2 separate regions of the Homo sapiens genome follow, and region 1 is linked to region 2. A link is an interaction called in ENCODE POLR2A ChIA-PET data of the cell type or tissue named here. Cell type or tissue: Panc1. All regions are shown on one strand. Links, peaks and the distances in the headings refer to the core of each region. The heading gives the core; the rest is flanking DNA.

The links. Peaks named below come from ENCODE experiments on the same cell type or tissue, not always from the same donor. Only the 100,000 strongest peaks of a DNase experiment are listed, where the experiment ranks them.
Region 1: POLR2A ChIA-PET joins it to region 2 with 10 read pairs; 1 of 35 experiments calls an interaction of 5 or more read pairs at or near these places.

Annotation. Positions count from the first base shown.
Region 1 is chr17:57,018,699-57,024,187 of GRCh38, forward strand. No RefSeq gene overlaps it. Among named protein-coding and RNA genes, the nearest start is that of SCPEP1, 43 kb to the left of the region's middle. In Panc1, for the core only: no CTCF peak of the experiment used is centred there; a DNase peak (open chromatin) is centred at 3,024.
Region 2 is chr17:57,946,527-57,952,015 of GRCh38, forward strand. The region is part of intron 1 of CUEDC1 (CUE domain containing 1); the gene reads right to left. Among named protein-coding and RNA genes, the nearest start is that of CUEDC1, 6.1 kb to the right of the region's middle. RefSeq lists an enhancer at 282-576 and silencers at 532-631, 2,222-2,516. In Panc1, for the core only: no CTCF peak of the experiment used is centred there; a DNase peak (open chromatin) is centred at 2,301; H3K4me3 peaks cover 1,606 bases; H3K27ac peaks cover 4,000 bases.

The DNA of each region.
Region 1 (5,489 bases), core at 540-4,539, 930 kb before region 2:
AGGCTGGTTTCGAACTCCTGATCTCAAATGATCCACCTGCCTTGGCCTCCCAAAGTGCTGGGATTACAGGTGTGAGCCACTGTGCCCACCCAAAGCATAACAATCTTTTTTTTTTTTTTTTTTTTTTGAGACGGAGTCTCGCTCTGTCACCCAGGCTGGAGTGCAGTGGTGCGATCTCCGCTCACTGCAAGCTCCGCCTCCCGGGTTCACACCATTCTCCTGCCTCAGCCTCCCAAGTACCTGGGACTACAGGCGCCCGCCACCACGCCCGGCTAATATTTTGAGGTTTTTTTTAGTAGATACGGGGTTTCACCATGTTAGCCAAGATGGTCTCAATATCCTGACCTAGTGATCCGCCCACCTCAGCCTCCCAAAGTGCAGGGATTACAGGTGTGAGCCACCGCGCCTGGCCCAAAGCATAGCAATCTTAAAAGCATGTATCGTTATGAATATTGGGACATCTGGACTTTCCATCATTGTAAGAATGTGTCTTTTGCAGGTATCTTCAAGCTGTTTCCTGAACTGTAAACATCTCATGACTGTGAGTTGTGACAAGCATGGAATGCGCCTTGTTAGTCTCAAGATGAGCTGAACTCAAAATGGCATCACCCTGGCTCTGCTATGCTCCTATTTCCCTAACATAACCCCCAAAATTATAACTGGACAGATCCCTCTCAAAATCTAAGGTTTTGCTCATTTTGCATTGCATTACCTGATCATCTTGACTCTTGGAGGCATCAAAAATTACCTTGCATTATAAAAAAAATTTTAGCATTGATGTTTAATATCTAGGTAGGAAATAGTCTCTTTTGACTCCATGGCTCATATCCAGGTGATGCTGATGCAAGGGGTGGGCTCCTAAGGCCTTGGGTAGCTCCATCCCTGTGGCTCTGCAGGGTCCAGCCCCCACAGCTGCTTTCACGGTAGGCGTTGAGTGCCCTGGGCTTTTCCAGGCACATGGTGCAAGCTCTTGGTGGATCTACCATTCTAGGGTCTGGAGGATGGTGGTTCTCTTCTCACAGCTCCACTAGGCAGTGCTCCATTGAGGACTGAGTGTGGGGGCTCCAAGTTATCTTGGGACCTCCAAAGGAGAATTCACCCATTTCATATAGGCATTTGCAGGCAGAGATAAATCCATGGCTGGGCTCCAGGCTTTAAACAATCTAATCTGAGATTCTTACGGAACGAAGTTCTAGCAAAGCCAATTTAAAAAGAGAATAATTATCTTGCTGCACTTTATGCAAATAATCAGGCCAAGTATAATATGACTAAAACTTATTTTGCAAACACATTGGTCCTACCATGACTTGTCTTTGATTAAAAATGAAAGACTGGAGAAAAAATATTATAATACACCTGCTATTAGGTTCTAGTCTTGTCTGTTATTTTTGAGTTTTTTAAATATGATTTTTACAACATGGACTGAATCTTAAACCTTTTCTGGGCTGCAAGTCTCCCAACTAATGTTTGGAAATTTTTCTTCCATTTTTCTAACTTAAACTTGTGAAAAGAAAATAAAAACTTGGGACCCCAATTTACTATACCAAAGGGACAAAGTTAAGCTGAAACTGAGTCATGCAAGAAACTGCCTTTCCTTTTGTTTCTAAGCAGACAGCTACAGATAAAAGGTTAAGTATCTCCACAGGTCACTACTCTATGTTCACCTTATCTTATGCAAAGTTCTGTCTTACTGAGGGCAAGACAAATACATAATTTACTATTCCCCTACCTGCTCCTTTTCTCTTGCAACATGTGATTCAGTAACGTGACCATACCCTCCCTCTTCGCTTCCAGTCCACTTTTCTCCTTTACATATCGAAGCCCTCAAAATCATCTTTGGAGAAAGACACAGACCTCTCTTCTGGGTATATCCTTAACCTTGGCAAAATAAACTTCTAAATTGATTGAGACCTGTCTCAGATACTTTTTGGTTTACAAACTCAATAGAATTGCTACTACCTTTTTCCGAAGGCCCTGCAAGCTGAAGCTTATTCCTTGTGATACACGTGATAAGAGCACGTCAGATTGTCACTGCCTTCCTCCTCTGTAACTAAGATACTTTGAGTCTAACATCTGGATAGATTATGCCCACTATTAACATTTGTTTTTCTCCTGTTTATTCCATTTTTGGGAAGTGCCTTTTATTAAAAGTCTGTTTGCTTTATACTTCAGGCAACAGGAGACTGGCTCTCTGGACTATTCACCTAAATTAACGGCATCTGATCTCTTATAAGAATTATCGAACTCTTTGGGAGGCCGAGGCGGGCGGATCACGAGGTCAGGAGATCGAGACGATCCTGGCTAACATGGTGAAACCCCGTCTCTACTAAAAATACAAAAAATTAGCCGGGTGTGGTGGTGGGCGCCTGTAGTCCCAGCTACTCAGGAGGCTGAGGCAGGAGAATGGCGTGAAACTGGGAGGCAGAGCTTGCAGTAAGCCAAGATCGCACTGCTGCACTCCAGCCTGAGCGACAGAGCGAGACTCTGTCTCAAAAAAAAAAAAAAAAAAAAAAAAAAAAAAAAAAAAAAAAAAAAAAAAAGATCAAACTGAGCTTAAGCATGTTATTATCACTGGGTATTATTTAATTTTTTAAAATAATTATTTGTTATATTCAATAGGAGTATGGATGGTTAAAATTTATGTCTTCCAGGTTTCAACAGTGCCTAGTCTCTATAGGTCTTTAGAGCAGTCAGGAAGAGATCTCCATGCCCTGCACGGTTAGGCGGGAAGTAGCTTCAGCAGGAAGTAGCTTCAGAAGATGAGATCTTTGGACCTTTCTCCTTAAGAATAAGGAGAGTGAAATCTCTCAGTGGCTAATGAGACAGAGTAGTAATGGGGCTGAGCTTCAGCTCACCCCCACTAGAGCATTATTTCATGCATCCTCACTGATCACAAAACCTATACCACTACTTCCCTGATGCCATAATGTTTGAGCCATGCCTTTCACTTTAAGAATTCCAGGAGCTGGCCTTAGGCAGTTTGGTTCCAAGAACAGAATGTGTCTTACTCAGCTTTACATCTCTAGCACCTGGACCAGTGCCTGCCACATAGCACTGGGTAAATATTTGTCGAACTGAACTAAATTGGGAGTATCACACAGAGAACCTGGAGCTTGACTAAGAAATTGAGAAATGCATTTCCGGTTAATGGTTTCCATCAAGTTTCCTTTGGGACTTAAGTGATATGAGATATCCCTTTCACCATGCAATCCACCCCAGACATTGATGAGCTTGTCTTAATAAATAATGGTTCACCTGTCTCTTGCATCACTCTGAGACATTAGATGAACTCTTGCCAGATGCAGCATATTCCTTGTATCATCTAAAGAGTTATGTCCATTAGACATTAGCGTTGGCCAACTTGAAAATCTTGGGTTACAGTTTTTTTTCCATTATCTTTTTTTTTTTTAAACGGAATCTTTCTCTGTCACCCAGGCTGGAGTGCAGTGGTGCAATCTTGGCTCACTGCAACCTCTGCCTCCTGGGTTCAAGGATTCTCCTGCCTCAGCCTCTCAAGTAGTGGGGATTACAGGTTTATGCCAACATGGTTGGCTAATTTTTGTATTTTTAGTAGAGACAGGATTTCACCATGTTTGGCCAGGCTGGTCTCGAACTCCTGACCTCAAGTGATCCAACCACCTCACCTCCCACAGTGCTGTGATTACAGGCATGAGGCACTGTGTCTGGCCTCTTTAGAGTCTTGATAAATAGTTTTACTAAAGCAGGAAAAATAACTTCTTTTAGTCATGTTGTTTTAATAGCACCTAGTCTGTCCTGCTGTAACAGAATACCTGAGACTTTATATTTACAATATTTATTTATAATCAACAGAGATTTATTGGCTCATGGTTCTAGAGGCTGAGAAGTCCAAGACTAAGTGATCAGCATCCAGTGAGGGCTTTCTTGCTGTGTCAGCCTGTGACAGAAGAAGAGACATTGAGAGAGAGAAAGAATGCAATAAAGTGACTGAACTCATCCTGTTATGTGGAGCCCCCTCCTGCATTAATCCATTCGTGAGGGCAGATTCCTTATGGCCTAATCGCCTCTGATTAGGTCCCACCTCCCAACACTGTTGCATTGGGAGATTACATTTCTAACACATGCTTTTTGGGGCTACATTCAAACCATAGCACAATGCAAATCCTGAAGCTATTGACAAAGCAAGCGGGGAAAGTCAGCAATGCCCTTATTAGAATGTATTCTGGATCACCTTGTGTGATACTGTGATTTATAATGAGAAATATATACTTGAACTTCAACCCCATTTCTGATACAGAGCTCCTACAACCCTGAGAATTTTCTAAGTGGTAAAAGTGAAAAAAGCATCTTGATTTTCCTAACAAGCCCCTTTCAACCACACTAAAGTATATGTTAATTAGGTGACTTTTGGAAACCCCCTCTGGGTGGGGGACTGGTTGCCAAGAAGCCAACCAAGTGATTAGAGGATTACAACTTTCAGCCCCACACCCCACCCCCATCTCTAGGGGAGGGGAGATGAAGCTGGAGATTAGGTTCATTTCAATGGCCAACGATTTAATCAGTCATGTCTACATAATGAAGCCTCCACAAAAACCCAAAAGGACCAGATCCAGATGGGTGAGGATGTGGAGGTGCCGAGAGAGTAGCATGCCTGGAGAGGGCATGGAAGCTCCACACCCCTTCCCATACACCTTGCCCCATACATCTCTTTCATTTGGGTGTTTCTGAGTTGTATCCTTTTATAACAATCTGGTAATCTAGTAAATGAAGTGTGATATAGTTTGGATACGTGTCCCTGCCCAAATCTCATGTTGAATTGTAATCTCTGGTATTAGAGATGGGGTCTGGTGGGAGATGATGGGCTCATGGGGGCTGAGTTCTCACAAATGGTTTAGTACCAACCCCTTGTTGCTGTCCTCACCATAGTGAGTGACTTTTCATAAGATTTGGCTGTTTAAAACTGGGTGGCACTGTTACTGGAAAGGGATCCCCATCTATACCCCAAGAGAGGGCTCTTGAATCTCCTGCAAGAAATAATTTAGGGTGAGGCCAGGTGCAGTGGCTCATGCCTGTAATCCCAGCACTTTGGGAGGCTGTGGTGGGCAGACTGCTTGAGCCTAGGAGTTTGAGACCAGCCTGGCCAACATGGCAAAACCCCATCTCTACTAAAATTAAAAAAAAAAAAATTTAGCCAGGCATGGTGGCACATGCCTATAACCCCAGCTACTTGTGATGCTGAGGTGGGAGGATTGCTTAAGCCCTAGGAGGTGGAGGTTGCAATGAGGCGACATGGCACTCACTCTGTCTCCAAAAAAAAAAGAAAAGAAAAAAAACTGGGGGCACAGAGCAGCCCCAAGGGCTACTAGTTGCCCTTTTTAATGGTTATTTCTTGATTATATGCTAACAAGGGGGTGGATTATTCCTGAGATTTCTGGGAAAGGTGTGGGCAACTCCCAGAACTTAGGGTTTCTCCCCTTTTCAGACCATACAGGGCAACTACCTGACATTGT
Region 2 (5,489 bases), core at 460-4,459:
TATCAGTTCTCAAACTTTAATTTGACTTTTTTTTTTTTAAAGGAAACTCATATGCAAGAAAATGCTGCACCGTAGAGGCTGATCTTAAGAATGCCAGTACAAGATGTATGTTGACTCTGTGGCATGCTCACACTTGCTTTCCTTTCAGGTGTACACCTGCTCAGGGAAAATCCACCCGGCCCAGGCAATCTGTTTTAAGACTTCCCTAGCTCGAGGCTCAGTGGTCCTGTAATTGGGTGGGGGTTTTGTCCTTTGCACATCTGATATCTTCATACGCTCCCTCCTGCTCATCATCACCAGCCCGGTCTCTGGACACACAAACACGCAAGTGCTGCCTTCCCCAACTCCATCTCGGACGCATCTTCTTCCTCTCTCTGCTCAACACAGGAGTTCCCTGTTCACACACCTTGCCATTGGCTGACACAGCCAATGGTGAAACTCCCCCAGCTGACCCTCCCTGGAGCTCACTAGCTCTCTCCCAGCTGTGGGTACAGCCTGAAACCGAAACTAATCTCAGACCAGAGCAAAGTGAAATCATTTCAGGAGCCTGATCACCCTACATGACCACAGAGAGGCTTCCCCTTAACAGAGCTCCAAATCCAGCTTGCTGGTCACCAGGAGAAAAAAAAAAAAAAAAAGCTTTGCAGTGCCCTCCTAACATCAAATACTTTCTTAATGAATAGGGAATCATGGGATTAGAGGAGGAAGCAAAAGTTCTTGCCGTCGTGTTTGCTGCTGCTACTTCTCTCTTATTTGCACAAGTCTATTTCAGTTCACCCCGTGAGCTAAAGTTCACCACCCGGTATTATTTTTAAACTCATTGTCCAGCATCCGTTCATATTTGGTTCACTCTTAATCAGATTATCTTCCAAGAGCAAGCTTTGTTCTCTTCTGAGATCCCTGTAACCATCTTGCTGTAATGTGGCTGAGACTGTTATACTACATGTTTTTCGTAAATTTGAAAAACGAAGCGTTTTACTTTTGTGCTCGAGCCAGGCACGGTGGCTCACACCTGTAATCCCAGTACTTTGGGAGGCTAAGGCGAGTGGATCTCTTGAGCTCAGGAGTTCGAGACCAGCCAGGCCAACATGGTGAAACTCCATCTTTACTAAAAACACAAAAAAATTAGCTGTTTGTGATGGCGTATGTCTGTAATCCCAGCTTCTCGGGAGGCTGAGACACAAGAATCATTTGAAACTGGGAGGCAGAGGTTGCAGTGAGCTGAGATCACACCACACTGCACTCCAGCCTGGGTGAAAGAGCAAGACCCTGTCTCATAAATAAATAAATAATAAAAAATAAAAACACTTTTGTGCTTGGAACAATACAAAAGAAAAAAAGCAAAAGCCATTATGACTGAACATAATGTCAGGCCTTGATGATCCTTCAAAGAAGTATAAATGTTGAGAAGGATCCTAAACTGTGTTTTCTCTTCTTACCCTTGCCCCCAGCATACTTGTGGGCAGCTTTCTTTGTGGCTAGGCAGTATTATGAAAAAAAGCCTACTGTCAGCTTAAGCAAAACAGAATAAGAAGGGTTAAGTGCACTGGCCTAACAAGGGTATGGTCAAAGAGAAATTAAGTCTTGGATTATCTGTTATTTACTCATTCATCCAACAAAGTTTACTGAGGGCCTCATATATATGCCTAAAACTCTTCTAGGTGCATCTAGGAGATAACCCACTAGCTCCAACTGAGAGTGCCATTCTCAGAAACACTGTGTGTATGGGGGCTGATGCTTTCTGTATTCCAATACCAAGACAAATGCTCCACTACTTCCAGGTTTCCTGAGCTCTCCTCACACGGCTTGGACTCCATCCCCGAGAGCTGTAGGTCCCTCCCAGTGAGCACCCCCGGGTGATGCTGACCAGGAACATTGCGGGCCAGGGTCACCTGGCCCAGAGCTGTTGGGCAGACTCTGTTTGTGCCTTGGCTCACTCATTCATGGATGAGCTGCTCAGTGTTATCGGGCATTCTTCAATCACTCCAACAGTCAAAGGAGGGGTTAGGCCAAATTTAAGTAATCTTCTAGCTCAAAAATTCCAGCTCCTTTTATCCTCCGATCACCGAGCTGACATGGACCTCTAGGGGCCTCTACTTCATCTTCCTGTCTCCAGATGAAACCTCTTAAACCACAAAGACAAATGAAACTTGTTCCCATTTCTGAAGACCTTCAGGGGAGGCCATTCCCCTCTGTGCCTATGAGTCACTTTTCTTACATCTCACATCCTATCTGGAATGTCTTCCTCATACCTTACTTGAATCCTCCCTCTGTAGTTTAAATTCATTTGCCTCTGGTTCTAAGTGCAGAGAGACAAGAGTGAATCACTGTGTTCTGAGCAATGACTCTTAAGGGACTTTTATGTCTTCTTCACCATGTTCACTGCAGGCATTACAAGAGGTGGCAGTGTTTCTCAGCTGTTAAAAACCACAAAGGCATCAGGAAAGCTGACCACACTGCCCAGTTCCTGCCTCACCCTGGCAAGGGTGCTACAGAATCCAGAAAACCTGACCCTTCTCTGAAACCCACACCGCTACTTAGCTCTACTCAGAGTTCACCAAGGGGGAGAACAATGTGCTCCCATGCCAGATCAAAAGCCCAGGAGGCAGCAGCCACTTTATCTTGTCCTCACTCAGCTCAAGCGGCCCCTCCTCCAGGAAGCCTTCCCTGCCCCAACTCCTCTTCTGGCTGGCAAAGTGCCCCCTTCCTCAGTGCTTTGTCTTATCGCAGCACTTGCCACAGAAACTGAAATTCCAGGCTAACATGTTTGTCTCCCTTACTAGACAGGAGGCATCTTGAAGGCAGGGGCCATGGCTTGATGACCTTTGTGCTCCAGGATGGGCCCCAGCAGAGTATCTGGCACTTGGCCAGTGGTTCTCAGCAGACTCTGTTAAGCTGAACCCTCCAGGCATGTTCCAACGATGCCTGGACATTGCACTGGCAGCCCTTCAAGCAGGACACAAATCCCACAACCCCCCCAGCTCCACCCTCCCCCACCACGACCACCCCCGAGCTCAGTAGGGGTGTCTCTGACATACTTTTTTTTTTTTTTTTTTTTTTTTTTGAGGTAGGGTCTTGCTCTGACACCCAGGCTGGAGTGCAGTGGTGCAATTTCAGCTCACTGCAACCTCGGCCTCCCAGGCTCAAGCGATCCTCCCACCTACGCCTCCTGAGTAGCTGGGACTACAGATACATGCCACCACGCCTAGCTAATTTTTGTAGAGATGAGGTTTCACCATGTTGCCCAGGCTGGTTTAGAACTCTTGAGCTCAAGTGATCTGCCAACCTCAGTCTCTCAAAGTGCTAGGATTACAGGCATGAACTACCACACCCAGCCCTGACAGTTTCTCTAAGGGTGTGGGCCTGCAGCCAGACTTCCTGAATTCAAATCCTGGCTCTGCCACTTTCTAGCCATGTGATCTTGGGCAAGTTATTTAAACTCTTGATGTCTCTTATGTCTCTATTTCTTCACCTGAAAAATTGGTATAATATCTCATAGGTCCTGTGAAGATTCAACGAGCTAATCCATGTGAAGTACTTGGAAAGGGTCCGACCCCTCTGTGAGTGCTGCAATGATTATTTCCCAAGCCTATCCCTTCACAGAAACCCTTGGCCCCCACAGCTTCCACTCTTTTCGTTTTTGAGACAGAGTCTCACTCTGTCACCCAGGCTGGAGTGTAGTGGCGCGATCTCGGCTCACTGCAACTTCTGCCTCCTGGGTTCAAGCGATTCTCCTGCCTCAGCTTCCCAAGTAGCTGGGACTACAGGCGCCTGCCGCCAAACCTGGATAATTTTTTTGTACTTTAGTAGAGACGGGGGTTTCACCATGTTGCCCAGGTTGGTCTTCAACTCCTGAGCTCAGGCAATCTGCCTGCCTCAGCCTGCTAAAGTGCTAGGATTACAGATATGAGCCACCGTGTCCAGCCTCTTTTTTATTTTTTTATTTATTTATTTTTTTTTTTTTGAGACAGAGTCTCGCTCTGTCGCCCAGGCTGGAGTGTAACGCTGTGATCTCTGCTCACTGAAACCTCCGCCTCCTGGGTTCAAGCTATTCTCCTGCCTCAGCCTCCTGGGTAGCTGAGATTACAGGCGCCCACCACCATGCCCGGCTAATTTTTGTATTTTTAGTAGAGACAGGGTTTCACCACGTTGGCCAGGCTGGTCTCGAACTCCTGACCTCAGGTGATCCGCCCGCCTCGGCCTCCCAAAGTGCTGGGATTACAGGCGTGAGCCACTGCACCCTGTGAGCTTGCACTCTTGACTGCCTATTGGGCCTGCCCCGATCTCCTGACTAGGTTCCCTTCCTCCAGGGAACTCTGCCCTGTTCCTCTGGACCAATGTTAGTATTAACTTTATGCCATTCAACCCTTCTCACTGGTTATGCCTCCTCACCCCTCCCCCAGCTTACAGGGCAAATTCTCCAAAGAAAAGGAAAAAGAGTTGGTTCCACAGCAGGGCTACAGATGCTGAGTCATTCTGCCCCCAAATATGCTTAGCTGTCACCCATGACATTTCAGTCTCCCCACCCCCGCCTCCACTGTGCGGTCCTCTCTGCTCATCATTCAAGAGCCTCACCCCACCCCCTCCCACTCTTCCAAAATCCACCCTCAGCCTCTACAGTTTTTACCAAAGATTTTCCTTAATAATGAGCCTCAGAATTTGTGTACCGCTGTGCAGAAATGGCAATAATAATAATAGCTTCGATGTAATGAACACTTCCTCTTTGTCTGGCATACACATGAGATCTCTTTTAACTCTTTCTAAATATAGGAAACTCTGGCACTTACAAAGTCTTAGAGTAAGATGGAGAGCTGGGATTCTACCTGGAGATGCCTAACTTCAGATCTTACACTCTAAACAACTAAGCTATGATGAAAATGTGCACAAAATAACTCAGTTGCTTCCTGGGGGTGGAAGTTAAGCCAGTGGAGTTGGAACTTTTTTTTTTTTGAGACAGAGTCTCACTCTGTTGTCCAGGCTAGAGTCCAGTGGTGCAATCTCAGCTCACTGCAACCTCCGCCTCCCGAGTTCAAATGATTCTCCTGCCTCAGCCTCCCAAGTAGCTGGGGTTACAAGTACGCACCACCATGCCCGGCTAATTTTTTGTATTTTTAGTAGAGATAGGTTTCACCATGTTGGCCAGGCTGGTCTCGAACTCCTGACCTCAGGTGATCCACCCGCCTCAGCCTCCCAAAGTGCTGGGATTACAGGCAGGAGCCACCACGCCCAGCCTAAACATTTTTATCTTACCAAGAATTCCTCAAAGACCCTTGGTGCTGCCACAATGCAAATGAAATGGTCACATTTATAAGAAGGGAGTTTATATTTACAAGGACTGTTATCACATTTATCATTTATGACCTGCTTTAAAGATAAGACATTTAGCTGCATCATCAAGAGTCTGTGATAATGCGCTGACACATCAGAGGTTCTGGGAGCCTGGAAGCCAAGGGGATCAGAGAAACACTGAGTGAGCCAACACAGCTAGC